Linked DNA regions of Homo sapiens: regions 1 and 3 are each linked to region 2. The links are chromatin contacts, found by Hi-C or POLR2A ChIA-PET in ENCODE. All regions are on one chromosome and are shown on one strand. Each heading gives the region's core, a stretch centred on a gene start or an enhancer-like site at or near the end of the contact. The rest is flanking DNA. Distances are from core to core; before and after follow the strand shown. Region 1 overlaps AKAP13 (A-kinase anchoring protein 13). Region 2 overlaps AKAP13 (A-kinase anchoring protein 13). Region 3 overlaps AKAP13 (A-kinase anchoring protein 13).

Region 1 (4,265 bases), core at 803-3,302, 160 kb before region 2:
GGTGAAACCAAGAACCCAAGTCCATTACTGAGTGGATATGAGCTTCCTTCAATAAGTTTTTGCAACTTCCGCCTCCTGGGTTCAAGCGATTCTCCTGCTTCAGCCTCTTGAGTAGCTGGGACTACAGGCACGTGCCACCATGCCTGGCTAATTTTTTTTTTTTTTTTTTTTTTTGTATTTTTAGTAGAGATGAGGTTTCACCGTGTTAGCCAGGATGATCTCCATCTCCTGACCATGTGATCCACCTGCCTCAGCCTCCCAAAGTGCTGGGATTACAGGTGTGAGCCACTGGGCCTGGCCCTAAGAAGTTTTAAGGATAAAAGTCATGGCCGGGCATGGTGGCTCAAGCCTGTAATCCCAGCACTTTGGGAGGCTGAGGCAGGCGGATCACCTGCGGCCAGAGTTCGAGAACAGCCTGGTCAACATGGTGAAACCCCGTCTCTACTAAAAATACAAAAAATTAGCCAGGCATGGTGGCAGGTGCCTGTAATCCCAGCTACTTGGGAGGCTGAGGCAGAAGAATCGCTTGAACCCGGGAAGCGGAGACTGCAGTGAGCCCAGTGAGCCAAGATCACGCCATTGCACTCCAGCCTAGGTGACAGAGAGCAACTTCATTTCCAAAAAAAAAAAAAAAGAAGATAAAAGTCATGCATCTCTGTTTTTGTAAGCAAGTTAATGTGTTATTTGGACAACCAGGTAGGCATGCTTTATCAAATTTGTAGGTGACACTAAATGATGAGGGACAGGGCAAGAAACCTGGCTATCTAGGAGTTAAAGAGAACTCTACTTGGAGGTTTTGGGGGAAGCAAATTCAAAAGGAACTGACAGTACAAGGTGATGACAAAACCAAAGAAACACTAATAGTTTTAGTCTCTATTAGTAAATAGTACACGGGCATCCAAAACGGGGACAGTCCTGTCGCTATGTGCCATCCAGACCACACCCTCGGGACTGTACTTGTTCCTAAATAACATCTCAAGTAGAACACTGATAAACAAAAATGTGTACGTAGTAATGGGGTCACGACAGTCAAACCGTCTGAGATACATACAGCTTGCCGAGGAGCTTGAAGAAAATGTGCCTAAAGACTGTCACAGATTCCCTCTGTACTGTTCCAGGGGCAAAGACCAGTGAGTGTGAGCTACAGAGCTTCACTAAAACGGGGCTTCTTAGCAATAGGTTGGGTGGCCTATAAAGTAATGACTATCACTTTACCAGAAGGGTTTTGGAACACAGAATGACTATGTCAAGATATTACAGAAAAGGTATCTGCACAGAGAGGGAAGTGAGGGTTGGACTACATAACTTCCAACGTCTCCTTTGATTATTAGATTTTATGCCTGGATGGTAATTATGTTGTCTCTGTGTGTTGAAAGTGGGAAGAAATAGTTCTTCTAATTAACAGTTAAGTAATTAGTGATAATCACTGAATTATTTGCGCTGGTAGCTTAGAGCAAGGGTCAAGGCTGCATTGCATTGCATTGGTATAGGTCATAAATCCCCTGCCAATAAAATTACTTTTTCTACTAGTTAAGCATCTGGCTAAATACTGGGGAGTAACCAAATAAAAAGAAATGTTTAGTGTTGGGGGGGAAGCAGTTTACTGTCTTGTAGCAGAAATGAACATATTAGAAGACAATTTCAACAAAGAATTACAAAAAAAAAAAATGCCATAGGAAGTGAGAGAGGGCTCATGGATGAATCTGAAAATCTTTCATTTAAAAAAAAAATCACCTTAGTCTGTTTCAGTCTTGGTTCAAACTATTTTGGAGTGTGTTAGTTCAATGGGAACAGCCCTGCCTTTAACAGACTGGAAACTATGGGTATTCTGGAGGTTTTTTTTTTTTCACGTTTCCTAGAGTATGTAGTAACCTAGGAGGAGTTGGTGGGTGTGATCTATTCCTTCTCCTTTCCCTGCTTGAAAAAATAAAAAAATGCCTTTCCATGGTTGAGGGAAAAATATGGGGGCTGGCCAAGAAAAGAAAGGGCTGTCACAGCAACTACGCTGAGCTGCTCGCTGTCCAGCTGGCCCTCTAACAGACCACGTCCAAATTCCAGACTGGAAAACAAACTAGCTCACGATATTCGAATGGAAAATTCATGGGGAAGATCCAGATTCAGCCCTGGGAGGAATACCTCACCCAGAAAATAAATTCAAGCCAGCACCACAAGGGATAACAAACCAAGTTTGGGACGAGAGTCTGCTCTGTGAGATAAAGCTGACTGTTGAGGAGGGAAAGAGGGAAAAGTACAGAAAGAAGGGCTAAGATGGAGAGAGAGGGACCGTAAACCATTATAACCCCCTAACGCCATGGGGCGGGGGGAGGTGGGGGGAATCCCTAAAGGCAGAGCTAATCCACACCCTGTGTCACATGAATTGGTAAGTTTTCAAAATTAATAAAATCTTTTCTTTCTTCCTATTTGTCCCCTTCCTACTGAATAAAGGGGAGCGGCATATCTAAGTGTAAACAAGAGTAAAGAGCTCTGGTTTTTTAGTTAGACTGATCAGGCTTAAATCTAGGTCTGACTACTTAATAGAAGAAAAATTCCAGGCAAGAAGTAATTTCACCCCTCTCAGTTGCCATTTCCATAACAGTGACAAGAGATGATTAGTACTTCCCTAAAGGAGTCATAGTGACAGGAATAATTTATACATACAGTAACCAGAACTCTGGTTTCCAGCACATAGCAGGTGTGTGATATATGTGTCTAATGAAGTTAAGGCTTCATTAACCTTTAATGTATGATTCAGTAAGTATCCAGATGACAGTACCTTAAAGGTGGACACAGGTAGGGCCAGTCCCATTTTATGACCCATATGTAAATCTGTCTGTAATTTTTGTGTACTGAGCTATTAGCTTTTCAGAAGCTAACATAATACAAACTTTTTAAAAGGTGTTATCTAGTCATTTAGGTTTAAAACAACATATATGCCAACAAACTGTTGTTGGGGAAGGGCAGGAAAACACACTGCTGAAATCCGGTGGGCTCTGTTATGTCACACTAATCATAATTCTATCTTGTAATTTATCCATTATTGAAGAGTATACAAAGTGATTTTAAAAGACAGTATCTTGGCCAGGCACGGTGGCTCATGCCTGTAATCCCTTTGTAAGCACTTTGGAAGGATGAGGGGGATGGATCACAAGGTCAGGAGATTGAGACCATCCTGGCTAATATGGTGAAACCCCATCTCTACTGAAAATACAAAAAAATTAGCCGGGTGTGGTGGCAGGCACCTGTAGTCCCAGCTACTCAGAAGGCTGAGGCAGGAGAATGGTGTGAACCTGGGAGGCGGAGCTTGCAGTGAGCCGAGATTGTGCCACTGCATTCCAGCCTGGGCGACAGAGCGAGACTCCGTTATTTATTTATTTATTTATTTATTTATTTATTTATTTATTTATTTATTTATTTATTTATTTGAGATGGAGTCTTGCTCCGTCGCCCAGGCTGGAGTGCAGTGGCATGATCTTGGCTCACTGCAACCTCCGCCTCCCAGGTTCAAGTGATTCTTCTGCCTCAGTCTCCCGAGTATCTGGGACTACAGAGGCGTGCCACCACACCCGGCTAATTTTTGTATTTTTAGTAGAGATGGGAGTTTCACCATACTGGCCAGGCTGGTCTTGAACTCCTGATCTCGTGATCTGCCCGCCTCGGCCTCCCCAAGTGTTGGGATTACAGGCGTGAGCCACCTCGCCCGGCCAAAAGACAATATCTTATTTGGTCTAATGCTATTGCTCTCTTGAGGAAGTGTGTATAAAGTAAAATACAGAAACCTGCAAAACAAAGTACCTGGGATTCACAAAAACACTATGCCTAAAATCAAAATCTCAGGTCTGAAGCTCAGTAGCATAATTCTGATCTGCAATTCTGTTAAATCGAGATTTTACAATAATTACTCTAAAAAGACTAAATTGCTTATGCTTGGGGTTAGGGTGTACAGTAGGTCTACAGAATTCAAAATTGTGTCCTGGGGAAAACATCCAGGGGTTCAAAAATTATTTCTCTAAATATAGAAATTAAACTATGATGTGTGGAGATCTTTCCTTCCTATGAATATTCAAACTGTGACCAACCTCATTTAACCTTTACTTGGCAGAAAGTCTCACTCTTGGGTGGTTTTAATTACACTTTTAGAAAAAGCCCCAAACAGTTTAAGGACCCAAAACACAGTAGTAAGTGGTACACGTTTAAGTAGAAGGTTCTAGGAGGCTACATGGGGGAAGTGTCAGCTAAATCTGTGAACAGGGCCAATCTTGTAAAAC
Region 2 (4,100 bases), core at 446-2,945:
ATGTCTGAACAAATGACTGCAAAACCTCAGAAGCTACGAAAATGTTTATATACTAACCAAATACCTCTTAATAAGCCAGAGAAACAGTGTGTCTCCTTAGGACAGACGCGGTGGCACACGCCTGTAATCCCAGAATTTTGGGAGGTCAAGGCAGGCTGATCACTTCAGATAAGGAGTTTCAGACCATCCTGGCCAACATGGTGAAACTATACATGTCCCTACAAAAAATACAAAAATTAGCCGGGTGTGGTGGCGGGCACCTGTAATCCCAGTTTCTGGGGAGGCTGAGGCATGAGAATCGTTTGAACCTGGGAGGTGGAGGTTGCAGTGAGCCCAGATTGCACCACTGCACTCCAGCCTGGGCAACAAGAGAGAAACTCTGTCTCAAAAAAAAATAAGAAGAAAGAAATGGTGTGTCTCTATCCAACAGCTTTATACATCTCACAGATATTTTCAGCTTAACCCCCCCACCCCCACCACCTACATCTCAATACAGGAAAGTAATAGGGTGCCATACAATATTCTCTAGACAATAAATCAAATTCAATCCCAAGTCCTCTACAATTAACTGTATTACCTTGAGCAAGTCACTTAACTTGTCTGAATCTTCATCTCCTTATGTGCAGAAAGAGCATAATAATGCTTCCTATACTGTGGGGTTACTGGAAGAGATGATCCAGGTAAAGTATTAAAGCACACTGACAGGCACATAGCAGAAGCCAATGCTTCTCCCTCTTGCAGAGTTCCTGAGTCTCAATGGAGACTAACCCCACATAAGATACTTTGAAATCCATAAATGGCTAAATGAAAGGCTTCAGATACTCAGAGACGCCTTTCTGGTAACTTCTTAAAATACGCTGGTGGGTAAACTACAATTCTAAAATATAATACAATAATCATAGAAAAGAATCTGGAGGAACGAACACCAAAATGTTAAGTGTACATATCTCTGGAGATTACAGGAAATTTTCATCCCTAAATAATCTGTTTCTTAATTGTAACTATTCAAATAATGAACAGATATTACTTTTTAATCAGGAAGAAAACATTATACACAGCATGTCTGTTTTAAAGTCCCTTGTCATTCAATACATCACAACTGTACTGGAAATAAGTAAAAAGACACTGTTTCCTAAATGTGTAAAACTGAAGACATCCACAATCTTTACCAAAAGTCCCTAGAACCAATAAAAAAAAATTAAAATGAGAATGTATCCAGATGTACATTAACATCAATCAAATTCACTATTCTTTAGCCACACCTACACATGCTACAAGAGAAGCCTTTAACAAGCGCTCCACCATTAATGACATGTCCCTAAAAAGGGGGGTGGGGAGTCACAGGCCCAACATCATATAACAAACTGGAAACCCTTCTGTACCTGTTAACTTGGTGATCTCAGCATATTTTCTAAGGACCAGCTGTCCAGGTCTGACATACCTACCACATCAATTGACAGGGTTTTTGTCACTCTCAACAGGGAAGCTTCCAAATCCACAAAAAAATAGGAGGGGGCAGATCACCCCTACATCTGCTCCCAGTCCCAACAGGCAGACAGCAGCTGTCTGGGACTCAGCCAAGTATAAATAGAGCATTTTTACCTGCAGGGTACTTCCATGGCACAATGTGCTTCAAATGAATTTCCATGGCCAGGGATCCTGCTAAGACTGGGCTACAGTCAATCCTTCAAAACCCACAAAAATTTCGAGTGAGGGTTAACATGGAAATGACAATGCATACTTTGGATTCTTGTAAAAGAGTCAATGTTCAGCTCTTCCTCCAGGAAAATAACAGGATCCAAAAACTCTTTCCTTCAACCCACGGAGCCTGGGCTGGTGGCTATAAAAATGTTATGCCCTGGTTGGGGAGGCTGGGAATATGAGCTAGAAATTCTGAACAACGGAAGAAGACCAGGATACAAAAAGTAAATACGCTTTTCCTGTTGAAGATGCCAAGTTCTATCAAAAAAGTAAAATACCACATGGGCCAAATATATTTCCTGAATAAGGGACTGAGGAAGTCTTACAAGACCCTCATGAATGCTTTACTTTTGTTTGCAGCTACATTAATAATTGAGCAGTTAGTTTTAAGCAGCGATTCTTGAACCTTAGTACACATGAACATCAGTTTAAGGCCTTGTTAAATAAGGCTGATTCTCATTCCCAGGACCAGAAAGAGTAGAAATCGGGAGACCAAATCTGGTGATCCTTTGCTCTGGAATCATGACCCACACTTCGGGAAATGATGTTAAGACTCATAATATGTGTCTGATTCTCATACGGAACAGTTAGCCCTGCTCTGCCCCACTATCATATGATGGTACTTACTAGCCACCAAGACAAAACACAAAGCACTGAGCCCAAATGGGTAAGGCGAGGGGTTGGGAGTGGGACAAAGGAGGCAGGCATGACATGAAGGAAATGAAGAGTCTAACACAGGGTAACATTCAACAGTAAAACAAAAGAACATAGCAAATTAAAACAACAGCAACGACAAAACAGTAACACCCACGTTCACTCATTTAATTTATTCTTTATCAACGCTGGATTACCCAAAAGGCATAAATGATCCTGAGTTTGGGCCAAACACATGCACAAACACCAAATCAATGTAATTATCATGGAAAAAAAATCAGAACTCTTACAATAATGAAATACAAATAATTTAAAATAGTAAGTTAAATGTAGTTTTAAAAAATCAGAACTCTGACATCCTTATAATCATTTTAGAGTTTATTTGAAAGTTGTGTAGGAGAGTACACTATAATCTTTTCCGTGTTTAGGTTATCTTTTTCTTGACATATATTTATAATATGTGCCTGGCACATAAAAACTCAATAAAGGGAGATAATTTCACATTTCTGAGCCCCTAAAATATTACATGTACTAAGTTATTGAGCTTTAGCAATAAATAATATGTGGTTCCTACCACTTTAGTAAAGGGTCATATGTATGTAAACAGATATTACAGTATGATGAGCACAATAATAAAAATGTTACAAGGATCAGGAAGGAGCAATAAACTCTCTAGAAGATGGGGGGTCCAGACAGAGATTACTGGAAGAAGCAAACCATGGGGAAAGTTCCACCAAGTGGACACAGGAGGAGAAGCACAGGATAGAAGGAACAGCACGCGCCAGATATGACAGCACAGTGAGTAGCTGAGAACTACAAAGATGAATAGGAAGTGCACGCAGGGGATCGTGGGGAAGGAGTCACAAGAGGCATCCAGGTCAATCCACATACCTCAAAGTTGCCCAGCCTTAGAAACAGAGGCAGGGAGAGAGAAGAAAATACATAAACCACTGTGACACAGCTCCATACTAAAGAAATCTCAGCCATTATACAAGGGAAAAATAAATGTGTTGCAGCTAAATGGGGAAAAAAGAAATCATGGCCCTATAATGGCAGTGGTATCAACAAAGCTCTGCCTTTTTTTTTTTTTTTTTTTTTCCTTTTTTTAAGCTCAGTTCAAATTTCTGTTCATTCACAACTGCAGGTTCAAAGATTCACAAAAAGCAGCACTGGAAAAAGTTTGTAATTGTGTAGCGTAAACTCAAACCCAGACACAGCAAGGATCTGTTGGGGGCCCCAGCCAACAGGGCCAGGCCAGACTCCCACCATGACTTCCCTGAGGTGCAGCAAACAACAGCTGGTGCCCCATCAATTTACACCAGCCTCTGGAGTTTCTTAATCCCAATCCCAAATTACAAGAACTTACAGGTAGAAGGGGTCTTGGAAGTAGCCCAGATCATTCTTCTTCCCCAAGGAGGACTCACTGCCAATGTGCCTGTCTCTGCTTGTAGACTTGAGCACCAGGGCCTTATCACCCTGAGAAAATCTCTCTATGCCCCACTCGCACCTCTGACTCAACCTTCCTAAAATGCTATTTTCATTCTGTAGCACCCTCTCTGCCTTCACAGAAGTAAGTAATCTTTTAGAACAGTTCTTTTGGGATACCAGTGCCTTTACTTTAGGGAGTTCTAGGGCATGGCACTCAAATAGTAACCTACCATGACTCGAGAAAGGGAGAGAAAAGCATAAACATAAAATGTGATCACAGTTTTGGGAACACATTTAACCCACCTTAGTTTTCCTAG
Region 3 (4,250 bases), core at 1,745-4,244, 250 kb before region 2:
TGTACTTAGAAAAAAATCCTTTGGGCATCTAGGCAAAGAGCATGTTACTTACATGGGGAAAATCAAATTATTATCAGTCTCTGATGGCAATACTTTATGCCAGAAAAAAAAATAAAACAACATACTTGAGAGTAATTAATACCTTGGGGAAGAAAATATGAACAAGCCAATAATTTTATATTCAGCAAAATAGGCTTTCAAGTATAAAGGGCATAAATTATTACCAGCATGAAAGAGCTCATGGACTATTACTCTCATGAACCTTTCCTGAGGCACATGCTAGAGAATCAGCTTCACATATCCACATGACTAGAGGGTGACTGACCTAAGAACTTCTGGTAAGCATGAAGTATGTTCACTTACAGAACAAAGACTATGGTCAAGGCTTACAAGGAGAGCATATGGCATGTAACAGTTATAAACTGACAGCGTAGACACAGCACAACTATTTTTTCAAAAACGGGAGAATGCGGACAGCAAGTAAAAGTCATATGTAGTGGTAGCAGCATTACTATTAGAATATATTATTATCAAAATAGTGTTAGTAATACTATTAGTATTACTAACAGTATTAGCAATAGTAATTAGTAAATTAGTATTAGTTAATAGTAATAGTAATACTATTAGTATTACTAACAGTATTAGCAATAGTAATTAGTAATACTATTAGTATTACTAACAGTTATGAGTAATAGGTTGGATAAAGCCAGAAAGTAAATATATAATATTCGAATTCTATGATGTATCCTTAAGAACAAGGATTTGCAATGTGAAAGAAAGGAAATAGAGATGTAATACTAAATAGGTTTAGTTAAAAAAACAAACACTGTAGTCCACAGTTTAAGAATATCAATGTGAATTCGAAAGTGTAAATATAAATTTTCATATACACATTTTATGTTCAATAGGTATTTAAATTATATATGATGTAAAACATATAATGTTATATTATGTTATATAATATATATATAATGTTATATATATGTTTTTCCCCAAGCTCTGTCCACTGAAAAGGCCCAACCTAGTAACAATCAACCTAGCAGCAATGACCACTCCCAGTACCCAGACTGTGGTCTGAAAATATAATTTCCCACTTAAAGAATCCAGAACTCTTGGAGAAATGGCTGATACCAGGACTGGGGCAGAAAACAATTAAGATGAGCCTGGAACAACTTACTATACCAGTAGCTCTAAAAGACTACTATGGTCACGTCCACAGGACTAGAAGCCAAAGAAAGAGGTGTTCACAAAAGGAACATTCTGAGCTTTTAATAAGGTTAGGAATTGCAATGACTTGAAATCCATCAAACGTTTTTTTTTTTTTTTTTTGAGATAGTCTCGCTCTGTTGCCCAATCTGGAGGGCAGTGATACGATCTCAGCTCACTACAACCTCTGCTTCCTGGGTTCAAGCGATTCTCCTGCCTCAGCCTCCTGAGGAGCTGGGACTACAGCCGCATGTCACCACACCTGGCTAATTTTTGTATTTTTAGTAGGGATAGGGTTGCACCATGTGGGCCACGCTGGTCTTGAACTCCTGACCCTCAGGTGATCCACTTGCCTCGGCCTCCCAAAATGCTGGGATTATAGAAATGAGCCACCGTGCCTGGCCCCATCAAACATGTTTCAATTCATGAGTCCATAATAAAAACTATGGGTCACTTTCAGAAGATGTTCATGGTCTTAAAAACTGGTAAATAAATGGAGGGGAAAAATAATCAAGAATTTATCCTTTTATCTTTTCTTATATGTCACAAAAAAAGAGACAACTAGATATTTATGCCTCCTCAATGAAAGAACACAACACTATAAGGGCACAATTTACCAAAGAGATCAAGTCTGAGTAATTAATTACGCCTCTGAATCCAGCTGCAAATCTGAAGGAAACAGACAACAGGACTGTATGAATAAAATCCAAACTGTGGGAAACTCTCTAAGTCAAAAAGCTCAGATTGTTCAAAGATAAATTATATGGAAAAAAAAAGATGGTGGGGGGAACTGTAAATTAAGAATTTTAAGATGCATATCAAAAAACATAAGCAAATTAAACTATAATGTCTAGGAGTAGGCACTTAAGCCATAAAGATATATAAGTAAGTGATTAATGGCCGGGTGCAGTGGCTCACGCCTATAATATCAGCCCTTTGAGAGGCCAAGGTGGGTGGATAACTTGAGGTCAGGAGTTTGAGACCAGCTTGGCCAACATGGTGAAACCCTGTATCTGTGAAAAATACAAAAATTAGCTGGGTGTGGTGGTGCACATCTGTAGTCCCAAGCTACTTGGGTGGCTGAGACAAGAGAATCACTTGAACCCAGGAGGGGGAGGTTGCAGTGAGCCGAGGTTGCACCACTGCACTCCAGCCTGGGAAACAGAGCAGCAAGATCCTGCCAAAAAAAAAAAAAAAAAAAAAAAAGCATAAGTGACTAATTAAAAAACAGTCAGAATAACTGCTCCTTTTGGAGGGAGGGAGGTGTGATGGGGACAGAGCATGTGGAGGAAGGGGCTTCAGGGCCCCTTTAAGTTCTTGATGTGAGTAGTGGTTAAAAGGATATTCACCTGATAATTTACTATAGTGAAATATTTGTTTTGGGTAATTTTCTGCATTTGTGCTTTAAAGTAAAAAAGTAAAAACTGGCAGGTAATATTAGTGTGTAAACCACTCTGGGAGTAGATGAAGAGGGGGCAATGCTGAATGTTAATTACCCTCATTTATTGCACTTTTCATTAAAGGTCCTCCTTTGAGAGCCTCTTCTGTGTTGGAGCGGAAGAGAACTCTAGGGCTATGTGTTGGGGAGCAATCCTCTGGGAGAGGGGTGCTGCACTCAGCCATGTCCCGGAAAATCATCTCCTTCTCTTCCAACAAGAGTAGGATTTTTTGGTCCTTCTGGTGAAGTTGTTCTGCAGGAAGGAGAAAATGATCTGTGATTTGATTGGTGTTTAGTAATTACGAGAATGACTAAGACACGAGCACCACCTTGTGGTAATTTATGGAAAGTGACAAGACAGGACACCCTCCCCACCCACACTGCCTTTTCTTTTTCATCAAGACAGCAATATTGTTTCTGTTCTGTGATTTCTATCTGGAAAACCATTCTGGATCTTTCTGGCAAACCATGGAAATTGTGACATAACAAGTCTGCACTTTGCTTCCACTCCCGTGTCCCCTGTTTACTTCTCAGCCCACTACTCTCTAGCTTCTGTCCACTCTGCAACTGCTTTCCCAGCTCAACTTCATGACTGAATCCAATGAGGTCTTTTAGGTTGTTTTTTCCAGCATTGATGATTACTTCTTCCTTTAAAACATGTTTCCTTCTTTAGCTTTTAGGACACCAGTTCTCTTCCTACCATTCTTTCTCAGGACACTTTACAGATCTGCCATCTGCAATGGAATCTCTTATCTGGGCTCCTGTCTCAGCTCCATCCTGAGCTGTCTTCTTTTTTTTTTGTTTTTGTTTTTGTTTTTTGAGACGGAAAGTTTCGCTCCTATTGCCCAGACTGGAGTGCAATGGTGCACTCTTGGCTCACCGTAACCTCCACCTCCTGGGTTCAAGTGATTAAGCGATTCTCCTGCCTCAGCCTCCTAAGGAGCTGGGATTACAGGCATGTGCCACCACGCCTGGCTAATTTTGTATTTTTAGTAGAGATGGTGTTTCACCATGTTGGCCAGGCTGGTCTCGAACTCCAGACCTTGGGTGATCTGCCCGCCTTGGCCTCCCAAAGTGCTGGGATTACAGGTGTGAGCCACCGCACCTGGCCTGAGCTGTCTTCTTTACCTTACCCACTTTCCTCTTGAGGATCTCATTCATCCCCATGGCTTCAATGACCTTCTATATGCTGATAATTCATTAAACCATCAAAAACCCTCCCCTTTCTTAGCAGCAGACCATGGCGCCCACGTGGCCACCTCTACTGAGATGCCTTGTTCTCAGCACGTGAGAAACCAATCTTTTCTCCAGCCCACTACCTCCTCCCTTTAGTGTGGAATCTCTTTCTCAGTCAACAACTCTTCATCTTCCAGGTCACCTGATTTGGAAACCTGTGAGAGACTCTGTCTCCTTACTCTGTCCTACCACCAACCGACCAGACTCTTTTTTTTTGAGACAGAGTCTTGTTCAGCCACCCAGGCTGAAGTGAAGTGCAGTGGTGCTACCTCGGCTCACTGAAACCTCTACCTCCCTCTGCCTCCCGGGTTCAAGCGATTCTCCTGCCTCAGCCTCCTAAGTAGCTGGGATTACAGGCACGTGCCACCAC

Evidence for each region. Hi-C counts contacts between places; a loop is a spot of excess contacts on that map. ChIA-PET counts read pairs that join two places held with the same protein, here RNA polymerase II (POLR2A). Pooled maps may share reads with other maps.
Region 1: a map of esophagus muscularis mucosa shows a loop between it and region 2 (2.3-fold over the local background). The contact joins two enhancer-like sites. A Hi-C loop is called at or near these places in 1 of 168 maps with a recorded cell type or tissue (esophagus muscularis mucosa) and 4 of 50 pooled maps. POLR2A ChIA-PET finds 5 or more read pairs at or near these places in 4 of 52 experiments (A673, MCF 10A, activated CD8-positive, alpha-beta memory T cell and 1 more).
Region 3: a map of heart right ventricle shows a loop between it and region 2 (3-fold over the local background). The contact joins two enhancer-like sites. A Hi-C loop is called at or near these places in 21 of 168 maps with a recorded cell type or tissue (A673, CD4-positive, alpha-beta T cell, CD4-positive, alpha-beta memory T cell and 17 more), 7 of 37 single-sample maps with no recorded cell type and 28 of 50 pooled maps. POLR2A ChIA-PET finds 5 or more read pairs at or near these places in 4 of 52 experiments (BJ, GM12878, OCI-LY7 and 1 more).

The regions. Positions count from the first base shown.
Region 1 is chr15:85,640,603-85,644,867 of GRCh38, reverse strand. All of the region lies in intron 9 of AKAP13 (A-kinase anchoring protein 13), which reads right to left. Among named protein-coding and RNA genes, the nearest start is that of LINC02883, 120 kb to the left of the region's middle. Within about 2 kb of position 2,052, at least 16 of the 41 ENCODE cell types and tissues checked have a DNase peak (open chromatin) inside an H3K27ac peak, as active enhancers do.
Region 2 is chr15:85,476,991-85,481,090 of GRCh38, reverse strand. The region is part of intron 1 of AKAP13 (A-kinase anchoring protein 13); the gene reads right to left. Among named protein-coding and RNA genes, the nearest start is that of AKAP13, 98 kb to the right of the region's middle. RefSeq lists a silencer at 4-53. Within about 2 kb of position 1,695, at least 4 of the 41 ENCODE cell types and tissues checked have a DNase peak (open chromatin) inside an H3K27ac peak, as active enhancers do.
Region 3 is chr15:85,729,160-85,733,409 of GRCh38, reverse strand. AKAP13 (A-kinase anchoring protein 13) reads right to left here. Exons shown (of 37, transcript NM_007200.5): 30 at 2,703-2,897. Among named protein-coding and RNA genes, the nearest start is that of LINC02883, 27 kb to the left of the region's middle. Within about 2 kb of position 2,994, at least 3 of the 41 ENCODE cell types and tissues checked have a DNase peak (open chromatin) inside an H3K27ac peak, as active enhancers do.